Regions from separate parts of the Homo sapiens genome. Here region 2 is linked to region 1. Evidence: chromatin loops called from intact Hi-C (ENCODE). Cell type or tissue: PC-9. All regions are shown on one strand.

Region 1 (8,000 bases):
GCTGCCTGTATCTGGAACTGAGTTCCCTTCAGCTCTGACATGTGGATTGGTCTTCTGATGCCTGACCTCTCCTTTGGCAGGTATACTTTTATGTAGGATCCTTTCTAAGTTGTCCTAACCTGCCATTCCTGACCATAGATAGCCAAACTGTCTCTCATTACTGCAGAGTGTCAGCTAATTAAACATCCACGTATGTGGGCAGTTGACTGTGGGGTCAATGTCAGTTTTGCAGAATATCTTTAGAGGATACTGAAGGGCTCTGGATTTGGTGCTGCTGTGCTGTTCAACTTTTTTGTTTCAAGGGCTAGAAGAAAGCTAGAGAAAGAATGTTTATCAGGTTTTCAGATGATCTGTAGCTCTTGGGAAGTAGTAAATATAATCCTTTAATACTTTGAGAATATTCTAAGACTACTATGAAAGGGCAAGACAAGTAATATACATATTACAATCAATAAATGTAAAGACCTTTACTTAGTTTCTAAAGGTAACTTCTCAAGTACAGGAAAAGAAAAAATATATTACCATAGTGATCAACACTTGGCAATCCAGCAGCACTGAACTATAAGTAACTCCTTTTTACATCATGCTGCTTCTCATTCTCTGGCTTTGACTTGACTTTTCTCTTCCACGAAGATATTCCTTCCCCACTGCTTTCATCTGCCTAACTCCTCCCCATGCTGTAAGACTCAGTCTCCTCCCCAGAGCCTAATTTGACAACCCAGCCTGTGCTATTTGCTTTTCTTCTGTAGCTCAATGTGTTCCTCCTCCTTGTAGTGAACACATTACGGAATAGGTATATGGCCTGTATCCGTCTCCCAGAGGAGGCTGTGAGATCTCTAACAACTGGGGCCAGTTCTTCTTCATCTTTTATATCCAGTGCTTAGCCAGGCCGTGGCACATAGTGAATGTTGATTAAGTGTCTGAAGATGCTGGAACAGGCTTGGTCCTCCTCTAGGAGTGAGCCCATACAAGATCTAAAATTGCTTCAAGTTACTTTTCTGAATTCCACCTCTGAAACCTGCTTTTTTATCCTTGTCTATCCCTTATTGAAGCCATTTCACTTTGGCTGTTAATATTTATCTTGACTTGCTCCTCAGATAATAAGTTTTTAGTTCTCGGTTGCTTTTGGGCCTACCCTCAAATTGGAGTTCCTTCTTTATTTTCTCCTTAGCCTGGGCCCCCAAACCCAGGACAAGGACTGGCCTGTTTACTCCTCTGCCCACATGCCCAGCTTCTGTTCCTGAGACCCAGCAAGGACGAAAGGCATTTCCTCGACTAGCCCTGTCCTGCCCCCTCTCTCCTCCCACCACACACCATGCTCTCTTTGGCTAGGATGATGGCTGCAGCAGCAGGGCCTGAGGCTTTAGTTGACTTCAAGTATAAGACAAGCTATCAGCGTGTTATAGCTGCAAGAAAAGCACATGCTTTTGCATAATTCACGAGTACAGTATAATAAATATCATGAGAGGAAGCGACTCCATTACACTCTAAATAGATAGATCCAATTCAGGCATCACATTTAAGAATCATACAAATTTAGTTCCTCTACAGAAAGCAAACCAGAATGCAGAAAGATTTTCAGGCCCTCTTCTGGAAAATGGATAACCCAGGGCTACACGAGTTCAATATGTGAATACCTGTTATAGAAAAAAATGTTAGAAATAGCATAGCTTTCTAAGTAGAGATTAAATTAAGTAAAGATTTTTGCTTAGTATAAGAGAAATTTCCTCTCAATAAGAACTATTCAAATGCAAATGACTGTTTTTATAGATAATAGTCCATCATTTTATATGTATAATTAAAAAATATAATATGTAATTATATATAATTTATAATATATACTTTTATATTTATATCATACAGATTATATATATGCTATATTTTTTAAGAGTGTTAGGAACAATTCTTGGATACTAGATATTCTACAGAATATTTATGTACTCTTGAGATAGATTGGACTACATAATCTGTAAGATCCCTTTAGCTTCTGAAATTCCAATCCTGTTAATGTATAAAGCACCCATGTCAGCCTATTTTCTAAATTTATACATGTCTTATTGGTCCTACTATATTGCAAGCTCCTTGAATACAGGGATATTATATCTAATTCACCTTTGCTACCCTTGTAACAGTACATACATATTATACAGACTTGCTCAATAGGCATCTGATGAATAAATGTATGAATGTATGGATGGATGGATGAATGGATGGATGGATAGATGAATAGATGGATCAAACAAAAACCATGTGGACTTCTCTAAGAGATTTTATGTGATCTTGAGAAATCCTTCAATTTCTTTCTCCAATTAATGAAACGAACATTAACTAAGGATCCGACTACCTGCAGTGTTAGAGGAAATAGTAAATGTGTAATTTAAAGACGCTGGAAACGTACAAATGTTAGGCAAAAACAGTAAAACAGTATTTTGTTAATGATATTTGTTCCTGTCTCAAATCCTTCTATTAAAATTTAACTTTTTTTCAAATTATGGAATTTTATAGCTGACATTGAAGGCTCAGATGCATTTTTATCTGAGATTAATTTTTTTTACTATGCCATATTCTTTGTAAGAAATCTTCACAGGGCCATAAAATCTTTTTGTGGCATGGGTTAGAATACATTAACTCAATAATATGGCTTTAGTTATACTGCCTAATTTCAATGTGAGAAAAAATACCAACTTCACTATTAATTATTAACAGTAGCAGAAGTAGCATAAACACATGTTTGTCAGGGCTTAAAGCAAGATACTATTCCTTTATTCCCCCTAGGATTGATATGAATTTGTCCTCGCAGTTCACATCTGTTGGGTTACGTGCTGCAGCCCCAAATCCCACCTGATTTACCCTATTCACAGCTACAGTAATAGCAGGGTGAGCTCCTGACCAAAGCCAGATCCATCACAGCCCTTTTCCTCAAAATCTGAGCTTGAGATTAAATATCAGCCTCTCTCCTCATAGCTGTGCCTATTACATGTTAAATCTGATGCTCACTTCTGCCATGTTTCCCAATGTATTCCGAATAATTGAGGAAGTCTTCCTGGCTATTTGTTGTTTAAATTGCCTTTATAATGTATATGTATATATTATTGGGTCTCTGCTGATTGTAGTCTTCTGGAGAGCATTTATTAATTGAGATTCTTTGGGTTACAAGTAACATTGTAGGTAGTTTAAGAAAAAATCGTAAATCTAGCTTAAGGCTATTGGTACATCTAATGGAATCCAAGACCACAGAGCTAGATAGACGGTATCAGCACTAGCACCCTGCCTGCTGATTAAGCCTGTTGCTTGGACAATTTTCAAAATTCAATTATTCACTTATTAAAATTTTTTCTCACCTCCTGTATATTTGCAGTGATTATTGGCCCTTTTTATTTTTCAAGTCCATTTCAAGTAGGTTTATGAAGATTGTCCTGGCTGAGGTCATCTTTTTATAAGCCAGAGTGTTTTATTTGCCATTAACAATGAAAGCGTATTTATCAAACATGCTATCAATCTCAGTAACACAGAATCCCTATTAATGACATATTTCTGATAGAACAGTACAGTGAATATTACTTAGGTTCTTCAAGATCCCAAATTGCTTCCTGAAGTCTTTACAAGAAATGAAACAGAAACTGTAATTAGGTCTTTAGTGTTTCTTCATTCCATTAAAAAGTATCAGTTTGTATTTGCAACATATGATAGCGCCAACAGAATATTTAATTAGCTCAAATCTAAGGCATTGCAGAGGATACACAGGCTTTATCAGAAGATAGATTAGCTCTGTGCCACCAGAGGGCGACCTAACCTAATTATGTGGAAGTGTGAGACTCCGGAGGGGTTAAAATCTAGAGTGAGCCCTAAATGGTTGAGGGGCGGGAAAGGAATTACAAACAAGAACATATACAATGGAAAATTAGAATCAGCACACACAAGCCTACAATTTTCCAAGTCTTCCTAGTCATAGTTTCTTGCTTCCGAAAAACTTGTTTCATTCATTAAGGACATATATTAACTGTTTGCTACCTGATATTTTAATGCCTTGCCTTGGCTATTTTTAATCCTTGCTATTGCCTCATTGCAGGCGGTGGTCATCATTTAAGTGTTTCTTTAGGTTAAATAATTATGTAGAAAGTAACGCACTGCAATATTTGTAACTCACTGCCTAAGATGGAAAGGAGGCCCTGAGCCACTCCAAACACACAGGGACCCTCATGAGGCATCATCCCATTACTGTCCCTGTTCGCTTCCCCACTGTTATTATAGCAACTGTGCTCTCATGGTCTAACCCAAATTCCTAGCAGTATAGTACAAACCCACTTTCTCCTCTTTTGTCTTCAGTAGTGATGGGAGCAGCTTGTGACACATACAAAAAGTTTTGTTATATCCTTTCCTTGGACTTTTATTCTTCCACTGAAATCATGTGCATTCTTTTTAGCTTATTTTCAGACATTATATAACATTGCTACTTTCTTTCCAATTTTCCTGTTATTTTGATGCTCTCTTTTAAAACAATAGAATTGCTTGTTTTAAAATCATTATAACTAATAACAAAAATAGTTATTCTGGCTGATTTCATTTTTAGTTTTCCTCTCGTGGCGTCAAGCAGGAGTCCATCTGTGTGCCATTGGTGAAATGGTGGTGTTTACTTTGGTTTTCATTCAAACACATATCAGAGCCAGCCATTCAGTCTGAGTTCATCCTGCCTTCTATTCCTTCAGCAGGCGAACATGAAAGCAGAGTCTCCACGCCCGTCTCCAGACAAACAGCCTATCGCTGCCTGAAATCGGTGCTTTGATTCTCAAATGCAGCTACTGGGCAACTCACAGTCCCCTGCGTACTGAAGGCAGTTTCCTAGGCAGACCACCGGCACAGCCCAGACCGCAGGGGCCTGTGAGCGGACGAACCTCTGAAGTTATGTGGCTGCTGTCCCGAGTGGTGTACACGTTTCTCACCGCATTCATCCCTAAGAATATCTCATGGAGACAATCTTTCCTGGGAGACAGGTCACGCAGCGGTTGCAATAGGTGTGACAAGCTTCCAAGCTATGTGTCGCACTGCAAATATGTGGGCATTAAGGAGTGTGTTTTCCTGGCTCCAGACCCGAAAACTAACTCTGCCCAAGATAACTAGCTGCCCCAGGACTCAGGGCAAACAAACAAACATGCTGCCCGGCCAATGCTGTGTCCTTTCTGCTCTAGCGAGAGAAGCTCCTGTTAAAACACAAACACAATCTTGTTGGATAGTAGGGGATTGTCGCAAACTCACACACAGCAGACGGTCAAAGTGGAGGCATATTTTCTTTAGTGAATAAGAGATTCTTTTCCTCCTTCTATTTTCATTCTTTGGGCTGTCGATGAGGATGAAAAAGAAGCAAGACATGATCTGCTTTTTCCATTCCCATTCTTAGCAAGGGCAGTGGCAAATAATTGGTCTCTCTAGAGCGTAGCATATTAAATATTAACTACCAAATAAGAACAGAAAGTCTCTTTCCAGCCCCATGATTCTGCCTAACACAAAAAAGTAGTTAACATTTTTTCAGATCTTTTGCTGTGTCAGGCACCCACGCTAAATAAGTACTTGGTATACATTATATCATTTAATTTTCACCACAACCTTTTCAGGTAGTATTACTGTTATTCCCATTTTACAGATAGGGAAGTTGAGGCCGGTCGAGTATAGGAAATTTGCTCAAGTTCTCACAGCTGGTAAGCTATAGAGATGAGCTTTGAATCAGCATTTGTAACCATACTCTAGTCAGGACTTGAACAGTGTACTAGAATAGAGCATGTACACAGATAGGACACATTGGGTTCTATTCACCAGTCATAAATCTTCACTGAAGAACTTATGCTGTAAAAATAGGTTTCATATCCTGCCAGTTTCTCTAACTGAAGGAAAATTCCAGAATCTGATGGGCTTTGTGGTTCTATGGACCAATGAAAGGCACCAGGCTGCAGAGAACAGGTTCCAGCTTGAATGGTGCATGGACGTTTCTCCTGTCTGTATCTCTCACCAAGTGAACTCACATGACAGCTGCAATGGCTGTGGGAGGGTGGGTATTCCAAACTGCTCAGGTTTTAGCCTTGAGGTGGACATTAATCTTCTTGAGCTGTAAGACAGATGCCCCCTTATTCTAAATTAATACATTTTATACAATTGAAGATTAATAGATATCAATCAATCCATACCTACAGAGTATGTATCCGGCATTCAAAGTCTTGCTGGATTCTGTAGAAGATAAAAAAATATATACACAACATGGCTTCTGGTGTGAATTTAGCCATTAGCAAGAAGGAGAGGACTCGAGGTTCCATGGCCACTCTAAGCTGTTCCCAATTCCTGGGGCCAGTCACCCATAAAGGCACATTTTGCTTTTTGTTTCAGCAAGACCATAATCAATGGTATACAACAGTGGTTACTCAACAAGCTTTTTGCTCTTAGGATTCCTTGGACTCTTAAAAATTGTTGAGAACCCAAAGAGCTTTTGTTTATGTGGATTACATCTAATAATATTTACCACATTAAAGATTAAAACAGGCCGGGCGCGGTGGCTCACGCCTGTAATCCCAACACTTTGGGAGGCCGAGGCGGGTGGATCATGAGGTCAGGAGATTGAGACCATCCTGGCCAACACGGTGAAACCCGTCTGTACTAAAAATACAAAGAATTAGCCGGGCGTGGTGGCGGGCACCTGTAGTCCCAGCTACTCGGGAGGCTGAGGCAGGAGAATGGCATGAACCCAGGAGGTGGAGCTTGCAGTGAGCCGAGATCGCACCACTGCACTCCAGCCTGGGTGACAGAGCGAGACTCCGTCTCAAAAAAAAAAAAAAAAAAAAAAAAAAAAAGAAAGATTAAAACAGATCACTTAAAATATTTACTTATAAGTTATTTTAAAATAATGATAATACATCCACATGTATTTTATGAAAAATGACTGCATTGTTCCCCCAGATTAGTGAGAAAAATGTCATTGTTTTAGATTTTTAAAAAATATTGTATTGAATGGCCTAATAAAAGACAGCACAACTCTATCTTCTTCTTCAATTATAATCTGTTGTGACATGTTGTTTTGATTCAAGTATATAAAGAAAATATGCTTCACCTGGGTATGTAGTTGGAAAAGGAGGATCTAGCCAACTTCCTGGAAGTGTCACAGAGACCCCTAGAGGTCCTCAGGCCACACTTTGAGACCAGTTATCATTATGTAGGGTGTGGGCACAGGCAGCTTGCATGGCTTAACATCAGCCTATGACCATGTATTGGTAAAAATATAGAGATGTGGTATGACTCTGGGTGCCCTACAAGGCAGCTACCTGAATGGCAGGATTTGAGAAGCATGATGAGGTCCTCCTGCCCCAAATTATCTCCCTTTCACTGGCTCCTCACGGTGCAAGAGCCTGATGATTAGTTTAATCTTTGGATGAAGACACTGAATGCTCCAATTTAAATTCAGATTTATTGATCATCCTTTAAATAAACTTGTATTAAGTGACATAAATGTGCAAGACTTGGAGCTAGGAACATAACTGTGAATAAGAGAGAATAATAGAACAATTGATTAGTCAGTAGTTTCCTGAGAGAATGGAAAATAGGATAAGCAAGTGTTGATTGTATGGAGTGGCAGAAAAAGTCTAAAGAGGATATTATCAAGGCCTAATTCAGGCCAAACTAGAGGTGGCCAGCGTGGAATGACTTGAGGGATATCTGGAATTCTCATCTGGGGAAAAATAGTATCTTTGAAAACTCAAATGAGAAAATTCACTTCTTCTAGTTATTCAATTCTTTTAAAATGAAAATATGCCTCCTTCTCCCTATCAGTATAAAGACCACTATCAGAACTATTGGATATTCCTGCCTGCTGTGTCATTCAGGACTCAACAGAATACACACACACACACACACCCCACACACACATACCGATTTACTGCAAGAAATTATGCAACAGGGAGGCTAGGCATGTACAAATCTGTAGGGCCAGTTAGCTGTCAAGAAGGGCAAGCTGGAAACTCCTG
Region 2 (8,000 bases), 320 kb after region 1:
CACTAGCAGTGGCTCCTGTAATTGGAGAAGTGGGAAGAAGGCTGGTGACTCAGCTTTTCAAAAACTGATTGTGGCTCTCTGAAATGGCCTGCACTTGATGGTATATTGGCATGTAGGTGCACTCCAGGGATTTCATCCCTCAGTCTCCAGCATCTGATGAGACATGGAGAAACCAGTGTCTCCAAGTTTTATACGTTTCATTCTCACCAAAACCCAAAGCTTTCCTGGGTCTGGGCATCATTCTGACTTCTCCAACGAGCACACAGGGAACATATATCTTGCAGAAGGGATTGGAATATGTCAGGAATATTTCTTCAGCTGAAGAAATAAAGTTTCTGTTGATGTCCCCCACCAGGACAGGCATGAATTTCAGACTATCTTATGAAAAGGTAATTGATGAAGAAATGAAACAGAAATAACACTCCAACTTACTACAGGAGAGAATGGTGGGTAGATAGGGGGATATATTAGAAAGTGGTCGTGATAAATTATTCTCCTTTTATTTGAGATTTAAATGCCCAGGTCATTACCTTTAAAGTTATTTGTGTGCATAAATTAAGCCACTGCCTTGAACATACTGAAGTATGTCTTTAACATACTTATTAAAGTACAATAGATTTTGCAGTAGTTGGAAAGAATTACAGTGCCTCTAACACTTTGTCCATGGAAAGTCAAGAACAAACAGCGTAGCTTTGGAGTTACGCCTGGGTTTGAGTCCTAGCTCTGCCACTTAATGTTTCTTTTTTTTATATTGGACAAATTAACCTCTCAGAGACTCAGTTTTCCTCTGATAAAATGAGGATACTATAAGATTCTTATGAAATTTAAATAAGAAATATGAAGTCCCTGACACACATTAGATAGACAGTAAATATGAGCTACCTTCCATCGTCATCTATGAATTGCACTGCAGTTATAAAGACCAAATCCAGAGTCCTTGGTACTTCACTCAAGACCATGAGAATAGCCCAGTTAGGGCTACCCCAGGAATATCTAAGGGAATAAAGAACCCCCATTCCATGCTGAATGAGAAAAGAATTCTCAAAGTGACATCCTGGAAGTATGAATGAGCTTTTTCTCTGTGTAGGGGAGAAGCAGCCTTAATAGGCCTTTTTAGCCATGGAAGCCTGGGAAGTCATTTTCAGGCATCAGCTGTGGGAACATCTGCCTCCTCAACTCTGTCTAACCCTCCCTACAGAGTCCAGGGTCAACTCAGACACTGTGATCTTCTCTTTGGAGGAATGGCTCTTTTTCGTGATGGTCTCACTTTCCCTCTCTGGATGGAGACTCAATGGGGCTTTCAGGATAGCAGTTGGGAGTGAATTCTGCTCAGAGCAGCCTACACAGTATGTTACTGGCTGGGGGAAGTTTCATAGGAGGAATCATATCTCCCCTTCCCTTTAACCACTTTTTCCTCCTCAGAATTGAAATAAGCAAAAGAATTGACCATCCCAAGAGATGAGTAGTACGGAAGCGAATGAATGGAGTAAAATTGTGTTTCCTGATTTATTAAGACTACTGACTCCTCAAGATAATTTACCTCTGCAGTCAGATCTGCACAAGGGGACTTCACCTGTCTCCCAACTAAGATGAGTTCCAGGGTATTTGTTTATAAAACACAGCCCACTGTGACTCAGACCTTTCCAACCCCAGTCCTATGTGGACGAGATCCGAGGAGTAGCTGCAGAAGAGCAGCGCTTTTCTGTCTTTGGATCCCCTGTCATTCCAAATGGCTAAATATTTGTGCTTGTGTTATAATGCCAAACTCTGCAGTGCCTGGACCTGTGCAAGTGCTGAGCATCGCTGTTTCCAGTTGCCTTGTTACTCATCAGAGGGGACTAAATTCTGTAATAATACACCCTGAGGTTAATTGAAGATATGCAGCATCTAATTAAGTGGCCTTTAAAAAAAATCATATTATCGGGTTTGGAATGGCCTTTCCAAGCTTCCTGGGCACTTCAGGTGGGCCTGAGCCTCCAAACCAGGGGACGGTTTTTCCTCTTGAGACTGGCAGAGATAAGAACCACTGGCCTCTTGCAGTGGATGGTCTCTAGAGTTATTCAGAGTTCCTAATATCATAAAAAGCACTTGAGGCTGCTCTTAGAAAAGCTCTCTGAAACAAGTTTGATTTTTCATTCCATAGTGTCACATTTCTGCTGGTTGTTCTAAAAGGGTCAAATACATTAAACATACTTTAAAATGTGCATGTTTTTCAGTACTGTCTTTGAATAAAGAAAGTAGATTTTAAATCACTTTTTGGATTCAGCCCTCAATGCTATAATTTCCCATATTGTTATTTTTTTCTAATATTATAAAAGGTATAATATTCCTACAGTGTCCCGGCAAACTTTTCTACTGTTAGCCTAATAATTAAGGTTCCTGGAGTTGAAAAAAACACAAACAAATAGCACTTGCTGTGGGTTACAGTGTGCGAGGCGCTCTTCTATTGCTCTATATAGATTAATTGATTCAAAACTCATAGCAGTCTTATGAGGTAGACGTTATTCCTGTTTGACAGATTAGGTAACTTGAGTCCACAAAGGTAAGTTACTTGCCCAAGGTCACACATTAAGTGACAGAGCCAGAACTAGAGCCCAGGCAGTCTGGTTCCAGAAACCCCTTGACCACTACGATAAACTGCCTCTTAAGTGGTACACAGGACATCATTTAGTTACTTCATTAAAGTGAAAAGGATAATAATGGTACCTTACAAATAACTCTCTTTATAGCATCCCTGTGGGTACCACTGTGCCCATTTTACAGATGGGGAAGTTGAGCCTCTAGTAAAATCATAGGTCCTGGTTCATGCAGCAGGTAAGGGCTTGGGATTTGAACTCAGTCCTGTGTGATTCCAAGGCCCCTCCAACCTCCCTTTGCTATCTCACTGCAGCTCAGTCAAAAGGATTTGCATCTTGTCTAAATGTGGAATACAAGACCCTTCCTAAATGATTATTAAGCCATGAAAGCCCTCACAGGGGTGGAGATTACTTTCTCTGCATGTGAGGAGATTTATAACACACACTATGCAAAAGCAATGCCACCATTCCATCATTTTCCTATTTCAAACTCTTCATACTACTCACATTTTAAAGTGAGGTGTACGTCGTCAGATGACCTTTTACAGTGTGAATATGATATGAGATGGGCTCTCTTATCCAAATAGTCTTCCCAGGACATTGCTCTAAGCACTTGCTAAGTATATCCTTCATATCCAGTGATTATCAACAGTTACCCTTTCATTTCTAGATAATATTAGTCCCAACTCTGTTCTCTACTGTACAAGCTTTAAAAATAGGCCCAGCCTATGGATTCAATTTGCTTATAACTTTTCTTAGCAAATGTTCCAAAGGAAACGTCTACGTTGAGCCCAGTCTCTTAGAGAAAAGGTGGGAAAAGACAGTGTCTTTCACCACGAGGGCATAATTGCTCCTCCTGGTGGTTATTTTCAATGGAAAGAATAAGCCAGACGGGGGAAATTCTCCCAGCCATATTTCCTCTGGAGGGCATATGGCAGCTATGGCTAAATAAAGTTCAGAGCTCAGCTCCTGTTGGTATGAAAGCCCTGCTGCAGATGAAGAGCATCCCCCATGAAAGCTGCTCTTTGTCTTCAGTGGCCGAGCCTCAGGCCAGTATAGAAGCCAACAGTGAACCCTCAGAGGACGGGAGAGAGGACACTGGAGTCACGATTCAACTTTGGCAGTTTTGTCCCAGTTTGTATGATTCTTAGAACATTAAAGAACCTTGGAATTTGTATTTTTATCCAGCAAGGATCTGAATACTTTTAAAGACAATTGTCCAGTGTAGCATTTCAATTATTTCCTGGTCTTCCTCAGTTCACAAATATTTCTTAGAATTTGTTCAAGTAGGCTGGGTGTGGTAGCTCAAACCTGTAATCCCAGCACTTCGGGAGGCCGAGATGGGAGGATCAGTTGAGGCCAGGAGTTCAAGACCAGCCTAGCCAACGAGGTGAAAACCTGTAATCCCAGCACTTTGGGAGGCCGAGGTGGGAGGATCAGTTGAAGCCAGGAGTTCAAGACCAGCCTAGCCAACGGGGTGAAATCCTATCTCTACTGAAAATACAAAAATTATCTGGGCAGTGGCGTGCGCCTGTAGTCCCAGTTACTTGGGGGCTGCAGTGAAAGGATCACTTGAACCCAGGAGGCAGAGGTTGCAGTGAGCCGAGATCGTGCCATTGTACTCCAGCCTGGGTGACAGAGTAAAACTCTGTCTCAAAAAAAAGTTGAAGTAACTACAGTGATATTTTCCAGAAGTTAAACTAATGAAAAAAAATTGTTTTTAATGGTAAAATAAATCTTAAAAGTGAGACAATTACTGCAAGCTTTGCTGAATTTTAATATATAGATTTTTTTCATAGCAAGGACTTGAACAGGAGGAAGAAAAGATCCTGGGACCTTGGGTATCTAAACTCCATACAGTGAGCTAAGAGTACTCAGTGTCCTCAAATGGAGAAATGTGAAAGATGTCAAACCTACACACTCTTCAACTTTGGTTCAGTTTTGTTTTCTTTTTAAATAATTTTACCTATAGGTGCTTCAATGAGGAAGTTGTTCCTCTTTCTCAGTGGTGAAGCAAGGTATTAAAGTTATAAAAACAGAGTCTAAGGCCACTCCAGACTATTTGCCAATATGCATTGAGTACATTATGTGTAGCAGCACTCTTGCTGTGCAGGTGGTCCAAGCTGGATGCTCCTGTCCAGCTTTATTGCCCCACCATATCTCCCTCATCCAGCCTTCATTAACCCTCAGCTTCCAGCCTTACCAAACTCCAGCCATTCTGCAACTATGTTAGACACTCCTCTTGCTCTTTCCTTTCATTTCTCTAGAGACCTTTATATTTTCCAAGTCTCAACTTGTCCCATGCTCCCAGACAGATTCCCAGGCATCTTCCTCTCCCTCTAGAAGGCAACACATACGTACCTTCATTCCATTATTTATCGTATTATTTTGTATTTAAATGTCCATTTCCCAGCAGACTATGGGCTTCTTAAGAGCACGAGTTGGGTCTTCTGTCTTTGATCCCCAGTCCCAGGTGTAGTATCTGGCACATAGGAGAGCCTCATTACTGCCTGTGGAAGAGTGGGAGGGAATGCAATATGGCTTTGTCAATTACCCAAATTAATTAGAGGGAGCTACCTAATCTTTTTTATTAATTAAAAAGAGCACAGTGATTTTACCATTTAAAAATTCACCACTTAGTTTAGAATCTGTTATAGGTTGAGTATCCCTTATTCGAAGTTCTTAGGACCAAAAGTGTTTCAGGTTTTAGATTTTTTGGGTTTGGGAATATTTGCATATGCATAATAAGATACCTTGGAAATGGGACTCAACTCTAAACACAAAATTCCTTTATGTTTCATAAATACAAAGCCTGAAGGTAATTTTTTACAAAATTTTTAATAATTTTGTGCATGAAACAAAATTTTGACTTTTTTGATGGTGACCCATCACATGAGGTTGAGTATGAAGTTCCCCACTTGTGCCATCATGTCAGTGCTCAAAATGTTTCAGATTCTAGAGCATTTCGCATTTTGGATTTTTAGATTAAGGATGCTCAACCTGAACTAGACTAGCAGTAAGCACAGAAAACATTAAATAGTTCTAAACTGGGATTATAAATATTCTATAGCAAAGATACATGTACAGAATTTGTAAATAACTCATATCCATCAGGTGGGGATTTTTTTAAATTACCTTTTCATAGCATATTATACACCCATTAAAATTAAATTTCTAATGAATATTGTATTATACAATAAAATGTTTGAGATATAATTAGTAGAACAAGCTACAAAAACCTACTATACCCCAGTTTGAATAAAAAGTGTGTGTGTGGGGCTGGGCGCGGTGGCTCACGCCTGTAATCCTAGCACTTTGGGAAGCCAAGGCAGGCAGATCACGAGGTCAGGAGATCGAGACCATCCTGGCTAACACGGTGAAACCCCATCTCTACTAAAAATACAAAAAGTTAGGCGGGCGTGGTGGCGGGCACCTGTAGTCCCAGCTACTTGGGAGGCTGAGGCAGCCTCCTGGCGTGAACCCAGGAGGTGGAGCTTGCATTGAGCCCAGATTGTGCCACTGCACTCCAGCCTGGGCGACAGAGTGAGACTCTGTCTCCAAAAAGAAAAAAAAATGTGTATAACTCCATAAAATATATATAACTCCATCAAAATAGAGTGTGTACATATATATTTGGAAGAATTTTTATGGAGTTATATTTTTTCTTTTGTATTTATTTGAGACAGGGTCTCATTCTGTCGCCCAGGCTGGAGCGCAGTGGCATGATCTCAGCTCACCTCAGCCTCCACCTCTTGGGTTCAAGCTATCTTTCCACCTCAGCCCCCTAAGTAGCTGGGACTACAGGTGCACGTCATCACGCCCAGCTAATTTTTGTATCTTTAGTAGAGACAGAGTTTCACCATGTTGGCCAGGCTGGTCTCAAACTCCTGAGCTCAAGCGATCTGCCTGCCTTGGCCACCCAAAGTGCTGGGATTATAGGCATGAGCTCCCCAGCCTTTTTGTATACTTTCCTGTATAAATGGTGACCATTTATAATGAATACATATTATTTCTGTAATCAAGAAACAAGATATCTTTTTATCTTTTGCTGGAAGCTCTATTTTAAAACCTAACTCCTCTTTTGTTGCTCTCTTTCTAATAGAAATGTAAACCTGAGAGGGGAGGGGTAGGTGGTTATAATTATTAATATTTACTTTTAGAATTTCCAGAATAAGATGATATAGGAAAGCAGAGAGGTGATTTTCCTCACTACTTTAAGTCAGGAAATAATAAATCATCTAATGAAAGAGATGTGAAGAAGTTTTTTAATCAATTCAGAGTATAACTGGCAATGTGTTTTCCTGCTTATCCGAAATAATAAAGTTCTTTAAAACAAATAAGCAAACTACGTAGCATAGTTTTTTTGTTTGTTTGTTTTTTGAGATGGAGTTTCACTCTTGTTGCCCAGGCTGGAGTGCAATGGCACGGTCTCGGCTCTCTGCAACCTCTGCCTCCCGGGTTCAAACGATTCTCCTGCCTCAGCCTCCCGAGTAGCTGGGATTACAGGCATGCGCCACCACACCCGGCTACTTTTGTATTTTTAGTAGAGACGGGGTTTCTCCATGTTGGTCAGGCTGGTCTCGAACTCCTGACCTCAGGTGATCCACCTGCCTCAGCCTCCGGAAGTGCTGGGATTACAGGCGTGAGCCACTGTGCCCAGCCTATGTAGCATAGTTTAATGGCTAGATGGCCTTGCCATTCTTCTCTTTGATGGCTTCTCTATTCAACTCTACAGCAGTCTAATCTTTTTGAGGAAGTAGAAGACAGGAAGGTCTTTGGGCACTTACAACTAAACAGACACACACACCAGCTACTTCTGAAGAGCAAGCTACACCAGCAAAAGCAGTCTGTCTGTTACTTCAGACACCAGGCCACAGTCTGAACACTCATTGAGCACATTAAGTTTTTGTTATTTCTCATTCTTAGCAGCTTGAGCATTTCCCCTGAGACTCATCGCAAATCAGGCATGGTGTCTGCCCACTCGCCAGCTTAGGAATTCATTTCTCATTGCTCATCTCACACAAAAGGAAACAAAAGGAAAGTTGCATTTCAAATGCAGTAGTACCTCCGGACCTCTTGAGTACCCATCACACCTCCCCACCTCCCGCAGAGGCCTCTGAGCCTTTCTCAGCCTAGCAGGTGCCTCCAGAGTTCCACAGCCTTCTTCCTGTTCTTTCCTCACCAGGCCGGATACCCAGAGCTGTGGCTTCCATCAACCAGCACCTCCTGAGATCGGATGACGTGGTAAGCTGCTGCCTGGACCTCGGGGTGCCCAGCATCTCATTCCGCATCAATGGGCAGCCCGTGCAGGGGATGTTTGAGAACTTCAACACAGACGGGCTCTTCTTCCCTGTGATGAGCTTTTCAGCAGGTGTCAAGTAAGTTATGGCTGTGATTTCATGGAGAGTAGCAGTTACCCCACCT

What was found. Peaks named below come from ENCODE experiments on the same cell type or tissue, not always from the same donor. Only the 100,000 strongest peaks of a DNase experiment are listed, where the experiment ranks them.
Region 2: it touches region 1 in a loop (4-fold over the local background); 17 of 110 quality-filtered maps call a loop at or near these places.

Annotation. Positions count from the first base shown.
Region 1 is chr15:33,289,121-33,297,120 of GRCh38, forward strand. No RefSeq gene overlaps it. Among named protein-coding and RNA genes, the nearest start is that of RYR3-DT, 18 kb to the right of the region's middle. In PC-9, CTCF peaks have their summits at 3,802 (motif pointing right) and 4,003; DNase peaks (open chromatin) are centred at 3,781 and 5,041; H3K4me3 peaks cover 1,058 bases; H3K27ac peaks cover 1,348 bases.
Region 2 is chr15:33,605,422-33,613,421 of GRCh38, forward strand. It overlaps RYR3 (ryanodine receptor 3), which reads left to right. Exons shown (of 104, transcript NM_001036.6): 19 at 7,762-7,954. Among named protein-coding and RNA genes, the nearest start is that of RYR3, 300 kb to the left of the region's middle. RefSeq lists an enhancer at 7,315-7,816. In PC-9, CTCF peaks have their summits at 3,419 (motif pointing left) and 3,621; no DNase peak of the experiment used is centred here.